2 separate regions of the Homo sapiens genome follow, and region 1 is linked to region 2. A link is an interaction called in ENCODE POLR2A ChIA-PET data of the cell type or tissue named here. Cell type or tissue: A673. All regions are shown on one strand. Each heading gives the region's core, and the rest is flanking DNA. Links, peaks and the distances in the headings are about the cores only. Region 1 holds the start of LOC124903656 (a long non-coding RNA gene). Region 2 overlaps TMC5 (transmembrane channel like 5).

Region 1 (8,211 bases), core at 2,054-4,553, 370 kb after region 2:
AGAGTATCAGTTAGCTTCTGCTGCATAACAAACATCCCCAAACTTGAAGTCTTCACTAACAAATATTTATTATTTTTAGTAATTCTGTGGGTTGGCAGAGTGGTTCGTCTGGCCTAGGCCAATTCAGCTGATCTGTGTGGTCTCTTGGTGGCTTGGCTGGAGCTGAGTGATCTAGGATGGTCTCACTCTCATGTCTGGTGGTTGGTAAGCTGGCTGGTCTAGGGGTTCCACACCTGGGACTGCTTGTCTCTGCTCCATGTAATTTCCCATCCTCTAGTAGGCTATTTCAGTCTTGTTTATGTGACAGCAGCATTCAAAGAAATCCAGAGCAAAGGCTGAAAAGCATGTTGTCTTAGGCTTGAAACTCATATATTTTCACTGTCACTTTTACCACATTCTATTGTTCAAAACAAGTCACAAATCCAGCCCAGATGCAGGGATTGGAGTAATACATGCCACCTCATAGTGGAAGGAGCTGCAAAGAATTTGAGGCCATGTGCAATTTACTCCAGAGTCAATCTTGAGGCTTTTGCTGGAAAATTAAGAAAGAAAAGCCCTTTTCCCATCAAGGGTACTGGTTGAGTAAGCCTGGAGATGCTGCCAGGTGTCTTGTCATGGCAAGGAAAAGCCTTGCTGGAGAGGAAAGGATCACAAAGACTAGAGATAGAAATCGGCTTCACTGGAACTTCTGGATCCAGTCAGACCTGAAATTGACACACACCTGTAAATCTCAGCACTTTGGGAGACCTAGGTGGGAGGATCGCTTGAGCCCAGGAGTTTGAGACCAGCCTGGGCAAATTTTTTTCTCTTCACAAAAATTTAAAAATTAGCTGGATGTGAGGTGGGAGGATCACTTGAGACCAAGAGGTTGAGGCTACAGTGAGCTGTGATCACATCACTACACTCCAGCCTGGGCAACAGAGCAAGACTCTGTCTTAAGAGAAAAAAAAAAAGAAGATGGTGCTGAAGTTGGGTTTCACAGAAGATGGTGCTGAAGTTGAGTTTCACACAAGTGTCTGCTTTTGCCTTCAGCAGATATGGGATAAGACTGCAGGAATTTTCAGAAAAGATGCAAGAAGAGTTGTCACATACTCATTTTTGTTTGCTTGTTTGTTTTTTGAGATAGAGTCTCACTCTGTTGCCCACGCTGGAGTGCCGTGGCTTGATCTCAGCTCACTGCAACCTCCACCTCCCAGGTTCAAGGGATTCTCCTGCCTCAGCCTCCTGAGTAGCTGGGATTATAGGCATGTGCCACCACACCCAGCTAATTTTTGTACTTTTAGGAGAGATAGGGTTCCGCCATGTTGGCCAGGCTGGTCTCGAACTCCTGACCTCAAGTGATCCACCCGCCTCGGCCTCCCAAAGTACTGGGATTAGAGGGGTGAGCCACCCCCTGGCCTTGTAGCATACTAATTTAATGATGAGCAGGTTAACTGGAACCTTCTGATCTGGAAAAGGTGGCTGGTTTGGAATATCGGTCACTTTTTTTCGTGCTATGTTAATGCCTCCATGGGTAACCAAATCGCTTCCAGTTTTTCCCTTAGGGTGAAACAGAGAAGCCTCATCACAAAATCCAATGACACCTAAACGCAATGCTCTTTGTTTTTTGTTTTCTTAGAGATGGGGTCTTGCTATGTTGCCCAAGCTGGTCTCGAACTCCTGGACTCAAGAAATCCTCCCACCTCAATTTATTTTATTTTATTTTTTGTAGAGATTAGGTCTGGGCTATGTTGCCCAGGCCGGTCTCTAACTCTGGGCTTCAAGTAACACCCCCGCATCCCCTCAACCGCCTTACCCTCCCAAAGTACTGGGATTATAGGCAGAAGCCACCACGCCCAGCCTACAATGTTTACAATTTGGTAATTTGTACCTCTAAGACTCTTCAGAAGAAAATACTTAGAAATGAAAATGGAACATATGAAAATGGACGGACATTGTCGATGTCTGGAATATAGTAAAGTCAAATTAGGGACACTTTTAATTTATGTGAATTCAGCTATAAGTATATGGCAGAAAGAGGACAGAGCGAGAAAGGAGTGGGAGGCTGGGCGCGGTGACTCACACCTGTAACCCCAGCACTTTGAGAGGCTGAGGTGAGTAAATCACTTGAGGTCAGGAGTTCGAGACCAGCCTGGCCCACATGGTGAAACCCTGTCTGTACTAAAAATACAAAAATTAGCCAGGCGTGGTGGTGGGCGCCTGTAATTCCAGCTACTCAGGAGGCTGAGGCGGGAGAATTGCTTGAACTTGGGAGGCAGAGGTTGCAGTGAGCCGAGATCACACCACTGCATTCCAGCCTGGGTGACAGAGCAAGACTCTATCTCACCAAAAAAAAAAAAAAAAAAAAAAAAAGAGGGAGAGAGAGAGAGGGAGAATATGGAAGAATGTGAAAGTCACAAACATTGCCGGGGAGTCCATCTACCTGTGAATCTTTGAAAGGCCTGTGAGAAGGGAACTGAAATTGGCTGTTGGCCCCTCAGGCTAGGCCAGTTTCCCCACCTGCTGGGTATGACTCATGTTTAAAGATTTCTATTTTCCTTCAACGTCATCCCTAGAAACAAATGTCTTACAGAACTATTAAATTAAGTTTAGCCTAAAGCCACTTTGGGAGGCCAAGGTGGGCAGGTCACTTGAGGTCAGGAGTTCAAGACTAGCTGGCCGACATGCTAAAACCTCGTCTCTACTGAAAATACAAAAATTAGCCAGGCATGGTGGTGCGTGCCTGTAATCCCAGCTACTTGGGAGGCTGAGGCAGGACAATCGCTTGAACCCGGGAGGTGGAGGTTATAGTGAGCCGAGATCGCGCCACTGCACTCCAGCCTGAGCAATAAAGTGAGACTTCGTCTCAAAAACAAAACAAAAAATAATAATAATAAAGATTTCTATTTTCCTTCAACATCATCCCTAGAAACAATGTCTTACAGAGCTGTTAAATTAAGCTTAACCTAAAGCTGCCTCCTAACATATTTTTAGTTCTGTGTAAAGGTTTCTCCATCCATAATGGACTGTAACCTAACTGGAGGTATAAACAGACCATAAACTACTCATGTGCCAATCACCGAGTTTTGCCCAATCACAGAAGGCCAACTGTTCAAGCCGTATCAAATAAAGCAAACACTGAGCTGTAACCAATCCAGCTGTTTCTGTACCTCACTTCCGTTTTCACTTTCCTTTCTCTGTCCATACATCTTCTTTGACCACGTGGCTGCACCAGAGTCTCCCTGAACCTATTCTGTTTCAAGGGCTGCCCAATTCATGAATCTTTCTTTGCTCAATTCAACTCTGTTAAATTTAATTTGTCTAAGGTTTTACTTTTGATAGAGCTCAACTGAAGAAATGCAGCGATGTGTTCCGGCCCTGGGAAAAAATAAACTATGTGTATGGAGTTCTTGGGAGACTCTGTACTCAAGGGCGTCTTTGACAATAGTGATTTTCACCATCCTGGCTGACCTTGGAACCTCCCCCGACCTCAGCTCCACATGGAAAGAGATGGAGAGAATGAACAGGTCTCTTACTCTGAAACCTTCAATAACTCTCGCTTAGAAATATTGGAGTCCATTGCAGTTTCAAATACTCTTGCTAGAGGGCATAATATCCTTCAACCTACCCCAACCCGTTGAATTCATGGAAATGTGGATGTAACTTCTAAATCCTCAGAAGCTAACTAACCTCGGGCTGGGCATGGTGGCTCTCACCTGTAATCCCAGAACTTTGGGAGGCTGAGATAGCAGGATCACTTGAGCCCAGGAGTTTGAGACCAACCTGGGCAACATAGTGAGACCCTGTCTACAAAAAAAAAAAAAATAGCTAGGCATGGTTGTGCCCACCAGTAGTCCCAGCCATTCGGGAGGCTGAGGCAGGAAAATTACTCGAGCCCAGGAGGTTGAGGATGCAGTGAGCCATGATCACGCCACTACACTCCAGCCTCCGGGATGCAGCGAGACCCTGTCTCAAAAAAAAAAAAAAAAAAATTAAAAAAGCTAACTTCCCAGTGATCTGGGACTCCTTGCTCCGGAACCTCTTGAGCAGCTTTTCTAAACCACCTCCCTGCTCACCTGATCGTGCTGCAAGATTGGCACTAACAAGATGCTCCTCTCTGCTGACAGTCACACTGGCAGCTTCTCACCTAGACACATAAGGCTCCCCCAAGCCTAGCCACCTTCTTTGTCACTTCATGCTCTGACCATCAGCTTGACAAAATGCCGAGTCGCCTTTGTGTACCTGGCTCTTGGACACAGAGGTCCTTCATTTTTCCTCCTTTGTTGAGGGCACTTTGTGAGCAAAGAAGGAGTGAATTTGGCTCTCTTTTTATAGCCCTATCTAAAGGTCAGCCTTTTTTTCCTGCAGCTGGAGGTGATCTACGCCACACCGTGCGCTTAAAAGTGATGGATCGTCAGCCCTGCCCTCGTGTCAGGGCTGTGCGGAGCACATAATCTACCTTCCATTTCTTCTGCAAAGCCACCTGAGGTTTAATTTGATGTGTTTCATTTCTGACCCTGCATGAAGGACCACCTCAACACCTGCATGTTTTAGGAGGTTTTGAACAATATCCACTTTGTCAATCACCTGGGATCTCCAGTCCACACCATGCCCAGTAGGAAGCCAGTGTTCACTTTGCATGAGTGAAAACTCAAAGCCCAAACTAGGCACAGCTTATCTTAACCACACAGAGGGATGGAAAAGGCAGGCAGCTATGTTTACTCAGAGTTATTTTAACAGAATGATCCTTGTCCTACTCTGTGACTTTTGTTCACCTAACAGGTATTTCTGTTTATTATAGATAATTCATTCAATATTCATTGATTCAAAAAATAGTGATTGTCTTTGTCCATTTTCTGTTGCTTATTACAGAATACCTGAAACTGGGTAATTTACAAGGAAAATAATTTATTACTTACAGTTATGGAGGCTGGGAAGTCCAAGGTTAAGGGGCCGCTCTGGTGAAGGCCTTCTTGCTGGTGGGGACCCTCTGCAGAGTCCCGAGATGGCACAGGGCATCACAGAGCAAGGGGGTTGAGTGTGCTAGCTCAGATCTCTCTTTCTCTTCTTATAAAGCCGCCAGTTCTAAAGCCTGTAGTCCCAGCTACTCAGAAGGCTGAGGGAGGAGAATTGCTTGAACCCAGGAGGCAGAGGTTGCAGTGAGCTAAACTCCAGCCTAGGCAACAGGAGAGAGAGAGAGACAGAGACAGAGACAGAGAGAGACAGAGAGAAGAAATAAAAGCAGGAAGGAAAGAGAAAGAAAAAGAAAGGAAAGAAAAGAAAGAAAGAAAGAGAGAAGGAAGGAAGGAAGGAAAGAAAGAGAAGGAAGGAAGGAAGGAAAGAAAGAAAAAGAAAGAAAGAAAGGAAGGGAGGGAGGGAGGGAAAAGAAATGAGAAAAGAAAAGAGGGAGGGAGGAGGGAAGGAAGGAAAGAAAGAAAGAGGGAGGGAGGGAAAAGAAAAGAAATGAGAAAAGAAAAGAGGGAGGGAGGAGGGAAGGAAGGAAGGAAAGAAGGAAGGAAAGAAGGAAGGAAGGGAAAAGAAAATTGCAGATAATTTTTCTTTGGACACTATCAGATCCCTCAACAAACAATATCATCAGCCACACCCTTCTTCATCACCTTAAGAAGTATGGAGATGTGAAGTATATTTTATGTTCATGTGCTTTGATCAATCCCAATAACTTTCAATTTCCTAATTTCACATATGATAAATCTCCAAATGCCTCAAATAGGTCCATGGTCCTTCTGACCTATAAGTGAAATCATTACTAACTGCTGTGGATCTGAAAGGGAGACACAATGACTCCAACGAGTTGAGGATCATCCTTCCAAACCTCTCTACCTGTCAAGGAAATAGATTTGAAAGCAATGCAAGCAGGTGAAATTTCAGGTTTTAAGATTAATTAGATGTTGAGGGTGAGGCTGAAGAAAGAATACATGTTGGCCTCTAGTTTAGGCAACTGTGTGGAACTTTCAATCCCCAGTGGCTGGAATTCTATCTGGCACAGGGCACATGCCAAATAAATGTTTGTGAATGAAAAAATAAACAAAAAAACTTCCCCTGAAATGAATCACTTCCCTTGACTTCCTTATTTTTGTCCTATATTTTGATCGTTTTCCTAGTCATTCAGCCTTAAACTCATCACTGACTCATCTTGAGGTCTTGTAATTGTTGGGGTTCTCTGGAGAAACAGAATCACAGAACCAATGCGCGCGCGCACACACACACACACACACACAGAGAGAGAGAGAGAGAGAGAGAGAGAGATTTATTATAAAGAATTTGCTCAGAGCAATTATGAAAGCTGAGAAGTCTCAAGATCTGCAGTTGGCTAGCTGGAGACCCAAGAGAGCTGATAGTGTCGTTCCAGTCCAAACGTCACTGACTTGAGCCAGGCACAGTGGCTCACGCCTGTAATCCCAGCACTTTGGGAGGCCAAGGCAGGGGTGGATTGCTTAAGTCCCTGTATTAGTCCGTTCTCATGCTGCTAATACATATTGGAGACTGGGTAATTTATAAAGAAAAGAGGTTTAATTGACTCACAGTTTTGCATGGCTGGGGAGGCCTCAAGAAATTTACAATCATGGTGGATGGGGAAGCAAACACGTCCTTCTTCACATAGCAGCAGGGGAGAGAAGAATGAGTGCCCAGCAAAGGGGGAAGCCCCTTATAAAAACATCAGATTTCATGAGAACTCACTCACTATCACAAGAACAGGATGGGGAAAACCACCGCCATGATTCAATTATCTCCCCCTGGGGGAACTACAATTCAAGATAAGATTTTGGTGGGACCACAGCCAAACTGTATCAGTCCAGGAGTTCAAGACTAACCTGGGCAACATAGTGAAACCCCATCACGACAAAAAAAAAAAAAAAAAAAAAAAAAAAAAATATATATATATATATATATATATATATATACACACACACACAAATTAGCTAGGCATGGTGGCGCGTACCTGTAGTCCCAGCTACTCAGAGGGCTGAGGTAGGAGAATTGCTTGAGCCTGGGAGGCAGAGGTTGCAGTGACATAAGATCACACCAAGATCACTGAACTCTAGCCTGGGTGACAGAGTGATACCCTATCTCAAGAAAACCATCAGCAACAACAGCAAAAGTCACTGACTTGAGACCCAAGAAAGACCAATGTTTCAATTCAAGTCTGAAGGCCAGAAAGAAAACGATGTCCCGGCTTGCAGGCTGTCAGACAGGAGGCGCTCCCTCTTACTCAGCCTTTTTGTTCCATTCAAACCTTCAACTGATTGGACAGGGCTCATCCACATTAGGAAGGGCAGTCGGCCTTACTCAATCTATTGACTATAATGTTCATCGGACCCAGAAACACCCTCACAGACACACCCGGAATAATGTTTGAGCAAATGTCTGGGCACCCTGTGGCCCAGTCAAGTGGACACACAAAATTAACCATCCCAGGTCCTTTCCAATTAGTCACCAACATCTGTTCTTTTCTGGAGAGTTGATTTCTATCCTGGCAGGAAAGAGAGGCACATGGAAAAGAGGCTTATTGAAGGGAACTGAATGAGGGGACTGGTCAGAAAGGTCAGCACAGGATGAAGGGAACTTATGATTGAAGGCTGGTGATGCTTCCAAGGACCTGCATCTGTAAGAGGATGCTATGACCTGTGGATTGAGAAGGCATGCAGGGGGGGTGGACTAGGCACTCACTGTCCAAAGCACTTAATACATTAACCTTCAAATAAAGTTTAATGAGATATAATTACATACCATACAATTCACCAATTTAAGGTATACATTCAGAGTCATGCAACCATCATCACAGTCTATTTTAGAGCATTTTCATTGCTGCAAAGGTAAATCCTGCACCCTTTGCCATTAGCCTCTGATGCCCCAGTTCCCCCTAGCCCTAGGCACTCACTGATCTACTTTCTTTTCTTTTTTTTTTTTTTTTTTTTTTTGAGACAGAGTCTCACTCTGCCACCCAGGCTGGAGTGCAGTGTCGCGATCTCAGCTCACTGCAACCTCCGCCTCCTGGGTTCAAGCGATTCTCATGCCTCAGCCTCCCAAGTAGCTGGGATTACAGGTATACGCCACCACACCTGGCTCATTTTTATATTTTTAGTAGAGATGAGGCTTCTCCATGTTGGCCAGGCTGGTCTTGAACTCCTGACCTCAGTTGATCTGTCATCTCGGCCTCCCAAATGCTAAGATTACAGGCGTGAGCCGCCATGCCCAGCCTACTTTCTGTCT
Region 2 (8,211 bases), core at 2,503-5,002:
GCAAATGACCACCAACTTAGCGGCTAAAAACAACACAAATTTGTTCTTTTACCCTTCTAGAGATCAGAAGTCAGAAAATGTCTTTTCTTGTTTTTGTGTTTTCTGTTTGTTTAGGGATGAGGTCTTGCTGTGTGGCCCAGGCTAGAGTGCAGTGGTGTAGTCATAGCTCACTGCAGCCTCCACCTCCTGGGCTCAAGCCATCCTCACGCCACAGCCTCCAAAGTAGCTGGAACTACAGGCACATGCCACCACACCCAGCTAATCAGAAAATGAGTCCACAGAGCTAAAATGAAGGTGTTGGCAGGGCTATGTTCCTTCTGGAAGCTCTAGGGAAGAATCCATTTCCTTGTCTTTTCCAGCTTCTAGAGGGTGTCCTCTTTCCTTGGCTTGTGGCCACCTCCTCCAACTTCAAAGCCAGCAGGGTAGCATCTTCCCATCTCCCTGCTACTCTCTGACCTCCTGCCTGCCTCTTATAAAGACCCTTGTGATTCCATTGGGCCCACTGGGATAATCCAGGATAATCTCCCCATTTAAAAATCCTCAGTCACATCTGCAAAGTCCCTTTTGTTATGCGAAGTTACATATTCACCAGTTCTGGGGATTAGGATGTAGACTTCTCTGGGGGGGGTCGGGGGAGATTATTCAGCCTTCCAAAGAGTCTATGCAGTGCTTACAGCAGCAAGCACTTGATGAAGGCACTGTTATGGTCATGGGCTGTCTCAGGCCCAGGAAGCCCTGAGCACACACACAAAAATGCTGCACAAGATGGACGGATGCTGCTGTTCTGAAATTTGCCACCACTCAGTAACAGCAACTTTAGAATCATTTCTGGCCGGGCATGATGGCTAACACCTATAATCCCAGAACTTTGGGAGGCCCAGCAGGGGGGATTACCTGAGGTCAGGAGTTCAAGACCAGCCTGGCCAACATGGTGAAACCCTGTCTCTACTAAAAATAGAAAAATTAGCTGGGTGTGTTGGCATGAGCCTGTAATCCCAGCTACTCAGGAGGCTGAGACAGGAGAATCACTTGAACCCGAGAAGCGGAGGTTGCAGTGAGCCAAGATCACACCACTGCACTCCAGCCTGGGTGACAGAGCAAGACTCTGTCTCAAAATATTAATAATAATAATAATAATAAAATCATTTCCTACTTTGACAGAACAAAACAAAATCTCACTTTAGTTTGAATTAGTATGCTGGCAGTCAGGTTGCTATGGGTTGGACTGTGTACTTCCCAAAATTCGTATGTTGAAGTCCTAACCCCCTAGTACCTTAGAATGTGACTGTATTTGGAGGTAGGGTCTTTAAAGTGGTAATTACAGGCCGGGCGCAGTGGCTCACGCCTGTAATCCCAGCACTTTGGGAGGCTGAGGCGGGTGGATCACTTAAGGTCAGGAGTTTGAGACCAGTCTGGCCAACATGGTGAAACCCCGTTTCTAATAAAATTACAAAAATTAGTCGGACGTGGTGGCACATACCTATAGTCCCAGCTACTAGGGAGGCTGAGGCAGGAGAATCCCTTGAACCTGGGGGACAGAGGTTGCAGTGAGCTGAGATCACACCACTGCACTCCAGCCTGGGCAACAGAGTGAGACTCCATCTCAAAATAAATTAATTAATTAATTAAAGTGGTAATTACATTTTTTTAAAATGGGGTCATTAAATTGTGTCCCAATTCAGTACAAATGGCATCTTTATAAAAAAGGGAGATTAAGACACAGAGGGATAACCATGTGAAGACACAGGCAGGAGACAGTGGCCGTCTACAAGCCAAGGAGAGAGGCCTCAGAGGAAACCAAGCCTGCTGACACCTTGATCTTGGACTTCAGGCCTCCAGAACCATGAGAAAATAAATTTCTGTTGTTTAAACCAATGGTCTGCTGTACTTTGCTAGGCAGCCCTAGCAAACTAATACAGAGATTGCATGTTGCTTTTCTTTCTTTCTCTCTCTTTTTTTTTTGAAACAGGATCTCCAGTTGCTCAGGCTGGAGTGTAGTAGACTGATCTCAGCTCACTGCAGCCTCGACCTAATGGGCTCAGGTGATTCTCCCACCTCAGCCTCCCGAATAGCTGGGAACACAGGCGTGCGCCACCAAGCCAGGCTAATTTTTTGTATTTTTAGTAGAGATGGGGTTTTGGTATGTTGCCCAGTCCAGTCTCGAACTCCTGGACTCAAGTGATCAGCCTGCATCAGACTCCCAGAGTGCTAAGATTACAGGCATGAGCACCGTGCCCAGCCTTTCATATGTGTATTTTCCATTTGTACCTCCTCTCTGATAGTTATCTATCATGTTCTTCCCTTCATATCATTGCTGGGGTAACTGCACCCTTATTATCAGGCTGACCAATTTCTTTAAAAGCACAGAAAAACCTCTCTTCCTCTGTCCAAACTCCTATTTTTATATTGCAGGACAAGGAATAATTGGACAGCAATGGAAAGTCAAAACTGCAGGCTGGGCACGGTGGCTCACGCCTGTAATCCCAGGACTATGGGAGGCCGAGGCGGGTGGACCACCTGAGGTCAGGAGTTTGAGACCAGCCTGGCCAACATGGTCAAACCCCATCTCTATTAAAAATACAAACATTAGCGGGGCGTGGTGGCAGGTGCCTGTAATCCTAGCTACTCGGGAGGCTGAGGAAGGAGAATCACTTGAACCTGGGAGGTGGAGGTTGCAGTGAGCCCAGATTGCGCCACTGTACTCCAGCATGGGTGACAGAGCGAGACTCTATCTAAGAAAGAAAAGAAAAGAGAGGAGAGGAGAGGAGAGGACTGCAGAGAAACTGTTACCTGGGTAATTTTTGAATTTCTTGGATTTTTGCTGAAATCTAACATGACCCTCAGAATCAGGAAATGTAGATGCTTCCATACCTGAACAGCAAACTGAAGAAGCAGGTGGTCAAGCATGCTCCGATTGTGAAGATGTAGGCCAGCTGCATGTTGTAGGATGCCCCGCTGTTCCCGTGCTGGATGGTGGAATTGGTGTAAAAGCCATAGTACATCACTGTGTCCCTAAAATAACCCTGAAAGGTACAATAAACCATAGGTCAGGTGGATCTCCTGAAAAAAAAGGTAAACGATTATGGTCATGAGAGTTGACCTCTCCTGAATACAAGAAGCCTGGGCCAGTCAGTTTAGACATTTTGTTTTCCAGGAAAGGGGCACTGAGAATTTGGACATTGTGTCACTGGGCTCTCAGACTTGAAAAGAAATCCAGTGTAACTTTACAATGGAGACATTGAGCTGTTACCACCTGGCCCAGTGATCAAGTGAAACATCAGCAAGAACACGACAGCCAGGCCTCTCGTTTCACCAGTATTATGTGCCTCTGTCACCAGTATTATGGCTAAACATGCTTAATAGGAAACGAATCAAGCCTATAGGCCTACATTTCAGTGCACAGGAAATAAGAAGCCAGAGAAACAAATTCTAGAAACCACTAGGAAATCATCAGACAATTCCAGAAGGTAGGATGTTGGAATCTACATAGCAGTAGGCCCAATTTCTGCAATAAGCCAATGTCAAGAAAAAAGGGGCTGGGCTGGGGAGATTATTTATTTATTTATTTATTTTTTTGAGATGGAGTCTCGCTCTGTCACTCAGGCTGGAGTGCAATGGCAAGATCTCAGCTCACTGCAACCTCCCGGGTTCAAGCAATTCTCCCTGCCTCAGCTTGCCTAGTAGTGGGGATTACAGGCTTCTGCCACCACATCCGGCTAATTTTTGTATTTTAAGTAGAGATGGGGTTTTGCCATGTTGGCCAGGCTGGTCTCCAACTTCTGACTTCAAGTGATCCACCCGCCTCGGCCTCCCAAAGTGCTGGGATTACAGGAGTGAGCCACCGTACCCGGCTGATTATTTTAGATTAATAGAGATTTAAGGCGGGGGCGGACACAGAATGTAAAATCTGATTGTTGACTGAATCCTAGTCTGAATAAGCAAGTTATGAAAGACATTTTGGGGTCCAGGAAGGGAGGGAGGGAGGGAGGGAGGAAGGAAGGAAGGAAGGAAGGAAGGAAGGAAGGAAGGAAGGAAGGAAGGAAGGAAAAGAAAGAAAGAAAGAAAGAAAGAAAGAAAGAAAGAAAGAAAGAAAGAAAGAAAGACAAAAGGAAAGGAAAAGAAAAGAAAGAAAGAAGGGCTTATAGTACAATCCTATCCTCTGTTTATTTTTAAAAGCATAATAATCTATGTGCCTGTCATCTATTTGGTTTTTTTTTTATCAAGTATGTATCTATCAACGTTTGTACAGGAAGAAAAAAACAGTCTACAAAGATATATCTCAAAATGGGGAGTTGGACAAAGAAAAAAATATAAAATGAACTTTCTCTTAGTTTTCTTCTATAGTAGGAATTTTTCAAAAGGAACATTGTATTTTGTAGAAATAAAAATTAAAAAGAAAGAAAACATAGATCTATAAACACCAACACAAGAAAATGCCCACCACATATTGCTAAGTAAAAAAAAAGCAAGTTGTAGATAATATACAATGAATAATTCATCTTTTGTAAGAAAAGAAAAGAATGCCTCTGTACGTGCACAGAAGTGTCCATATGTTTGCCAAAAAAGTGTGTGGATAAAAACAAACTGTTCAAGATGGTTGCCTCTGGAGACAGAAATTCTACTACGATGTGTGTATGTTACTTTGCAGGAAAACACTTTATTGATTGATTGATTGATGATTGAGACAAGGCCTCGCTCTGTTGCCCAGGCTGGAGTGCAGTGGGGGAATCTTGCTTCACTGCAATCTCTGCCTCCTGGGCTCAAGCAATCCTCTTACCTTAGCCTCCTGAGTAGCCAGAATTACAGGTGTGTGCCACCATGCCCTGCTAATTTTTGCATTTTTGTAGAGACGGGGTTTTGCCATGTTGCCCAGGCTGGTCTCCACTGCTTTGGCCTCCCAGCTTGCTGGGATTACAGGCATGAGTCACCACACTCAGCCAGGAAAACATTTCAAACATCCACTTTCCCCATCAGTTGACCCCCAGGCAAAATGAGAGGTGTGAGTGGGTGACCGGCAAGGCACGTCCCTGGGTTTCCGAGGTGATTGGTGCACTTGGGGTAGGGGAAGTGGAGGACTTACCACCCCAGTGAAAAACTCCAGCCCAGTGAACTGGAGGGTGTTCTTTTTGGCCACGGTAAACTGAGGGATTATGATGAAGCTGAAGTTCAGGATGAATGAGAAAATGTTGAACTTCAAAAGCCATCTCAGAAAGTTGAAATAGGAGAGGACGCTGGTTCCAAACTTGCCTCCAATGATCTTCAGCGTCTTCTGCCACAGGCTGATGGAATTCAGAATTTCCGACAGGCTGTTCTTGGATCTCCGATAAGCCTGGAATCAGGATTCAAAGCAGGTGTGGCTTGCTGTTGACTCAACAAATATCGACTGAGCAGGTGCCATAATAACAGAAACAGCCACCATGTCTGGAGTATTGTTAAGTGCAGGCACCATGCTAGGCATGTTTACAAATGTTATGTCAACTCTAAGGTGGAGCTATTATGACCTTCCCAGGTTTGCTGTTGAAGGTGCCACTCACAATGGCCAAGTTGGCCAATGAACTCAGCAACCTCTTAGTTCTTCCCCATGCCCACCTCGCTTTTCCACACCTGTACTAACCGTTGGCTCTGGGCAATGAAATTGCTCTGATTTTTGGTTCATCTTCCCCCTGAGTCCCCTTTCATCCTCACTCTCCTCCCTCCCTGTTTTCACCCTCTTGCTGTGCCTGTTTTACTGACTTACCCGGGAAATGGAGTTCAGACACTGAATACAGCAATTGAGCTGAAGGATACGATGGGTCTGTTTGCTTTTTTCTTTGTCAACTATTTTCCTGTAGGGAACAGCAAGAGAAAATGAGAGATACAAATGTTGCAACTCATTCATTCAAAAAATAGTTACATGGTGGCTCATGCCTGTAATCCCAACACTTCGGAAGCTGAGGCAAGAGGATCACTGAGGCCAGGAGTTCAAGACCAGCCTGAGCAAAATAGTGGGACCTTGTCTCTATTAAGAAAAAAATTAACAAAAAATAGCTGGGTGTGTTGGTAGTGCCTGCCTGTATAGTCCCAGCTACTCCAGAGGCTGTGGTGGGGGGATTACTTGGGCCCAAAAGTTTGAGACTGCAGTGAGCTATGATCACACCATTGCAGTCCAGCCTGGGCAACTGAACGAGACCTCATTTCTTTCTTCCTTTTTCTTTTTTTTTTTTTTTTGAGATGGCGTCTCACTCTGTCACCCAGGCTGGAGTGCAGTGGCCTGATGGCGGCTCACTGCAGCCTCTGCCTCCCAGGTTCAAGCGATTCTCCTGCCTCAGCCTCCCGAGTAGCTGGGATTACAGGCGCCCACCATGCCCAGCTAAGTTTTGTATTTTTAGTAGAGATGGGGTTTCCACCATGTTGGCCAGGCTGGTCTTGAACTCCTGACCTCAGGTGATCCACCTGCCTTGGCCTCCCAAAGTGCTGGGATTACAGGCATGAGCCACCACACCCAGCCGATCTGATGGTTTTATAAAGGGCAGTTCCCCTGCACATGCCGTCTTGCCTACCACCACGTAAGATGTGCCTTTGCTCTTCCTTCGTCCTCTGTCGTGATTGTGAGGCCTCCCCTGCTGTGTGGAACAGTGAGTCCATTAAACCTCTTTCCTTTATAAATCACCCAGTCTCAAGTATGTCTTTATTAGCAGAGTGAGAGCAGACTAATACACATTCTCAACCTAGGGGGATTTTGCCCCCACACAATTGGCAATGTCTGGAAACTTTTCTGGTTGTGAAACTAAGGAGTGGAGAGGGGGTGATATTGGCATCAAGTACATAGAGATCAGAGATGCTGCTACACACCCTACAATGAACAAAACAGCCCCCACAACAGAGAAAGATCCAGCCCTCAGATGTTACTTGTACTGATATTAAGAAATCTTGCTATAAGGTCTTTGGAGCCCATATTCAGTGACAGAGGCAGCCATACAGAGTTCAAAATGGAAGTGTTTTCAGAAAGACACAGTCACAGTTGGTCTCCTTACCCTTCCATGAACTCACCACATCTGCTTTGTTCTGGTTCTTTCCTAGCTTTCTTTGGTCCACCTCGAAGGCCCATCCCAATGTCATGGTCAATTGTCTTTCAAGGCCCAGCTCAAATGCCCCCTCTCTCCATTTTTCCCCAGCAAAGTCAGGGAGGGCAGACCTTTCTGGTCCTCCCATTGCAATCTCTATTTTGACTTGGCCTGATTTACTTTCTGCCATTTGTAATTTACTTGTTGACAAATCTATTCCACCCTGCCAGGATTTGAAATTTGTCTTTGAAACCTCAGAAAATCCTACATCCATGAATCACTTACTAGTAATTGTTGTTGCATCCACTCTACTACTTTCTGCCAACTATATCAAATTGAAAAAAAGAAAAAAAAAGATTAAGCAACAATTAATGTAAACTCTGAAGGCTAAAACAGCCCTTACCCTCGGGTTTTGAATTCCTGAGCTTATAAAACTCCTAAGGTCTTTATGTATTTTTTCTTTTTTATTTTAGTTTATTTTTTTTTCCGATACAGAGTCTTGCTCTGTCACCCAGGCTGGAGTGCAGTGGTGTGATCTTGGCTCACTGAAACCTCTGCCTTCCAGGTTCAAGCGATTCTCCTGTCTCAGCCTCCCCAGTAGCTGGGATTACAGGCGCATGCCACCACACCCGGCTAAGTTTTGTATTTTTAGTAGAGACAAGGTTTCACCATGTTGGCCAGGCTGGTCTCAAACTCCTGACCTCATGATCTGCCCGCCTAAGCCTCCGAAAGTGCTGGGATTACAGGCATGAGCCACTGCACTAGTCTGATCTTTATTTTTTAAGTAAAGATTTTATTTATCATAGTTTGAGATTTACAGTAAACTTGCAAAGACAGTAAAGAAAACTTCCATATACCACTCGCTAGTTTCCCCGTTAATATTTTACATTTCCATGGTAGGTTTATCAAAACTAAGATACCAGTACTGGTACGTTACTATTACCTAAACTCCAGACTATTCAGATTTTACCAGTTTTTCCACCGATGTCCATTTTCTATTCCAGGATCTCGTCCAGGATACCACATTGCATTTACTTGTCATGTCTCTCTTTTTTAATTTTCATTTTTTGTAAAGATGGAGTCTCACTATGATGCCCATGCTGGTCTCGAACTCCTGAGCTCAACTAATCCCACCACCTTGGCCTCCCAAAATGCTGGGATTACAGGC

The links. Peaks named below come from ENCODE experiments on the same cell type or tissue, not always from the same donor. Only the 100,000 strongest peaks of a DNase experiment are listed, where the experiment ranks them.
Region 1: POLR2A ChIA-PET joins it to region 2 with 10 read pairs; 2 of 35 experiments call an interaction of 5 or more read pairs at or near these places.

Annotation. Positions count from the first base shown.
Region 1 is chr16:19,090,165-19,098,375 of GRCh38, reverse strand. LOC124903656 (a long non-coding RNA gene) reads right to left here and starts at 6,440. Exons shown (of 2, transcript XR_007065010.1): 1 at 4,899-6,440; 2 at 50-704. RefSeq lists enhancers at 2,604-2,663, 3,054-3,263. In A673, for the core only: a CTCF peak has its summit at 3,559; no DNase peak of the experiment used is centred there.
Region 2 is chr16:19,460,894-19,469,104 of GRCh38, reverse strand. It overlaps TMC5 (transmembrane channel like 5), which reads right to left. Exons shown (of 22, transcript NM_001261841.2): 7 at 5,738-5,825; 8 at 5,081-5,329; 9 at 2,872-3,023. The region is part of intron 2 of TMC5-AS1 (TMC5 antisense RNA 1); the gene reads left to right. Among named protein-coding and RNA genes, the nearest start is that of TMC5-AS1, 23 kb to the left of the region's middle. In A673, for the core only: no CTCF peak of the experiment used is centred there; a DNase peak (open chromatin) is centred at 3,884; H3K27ac peaks cover 1,623 bases.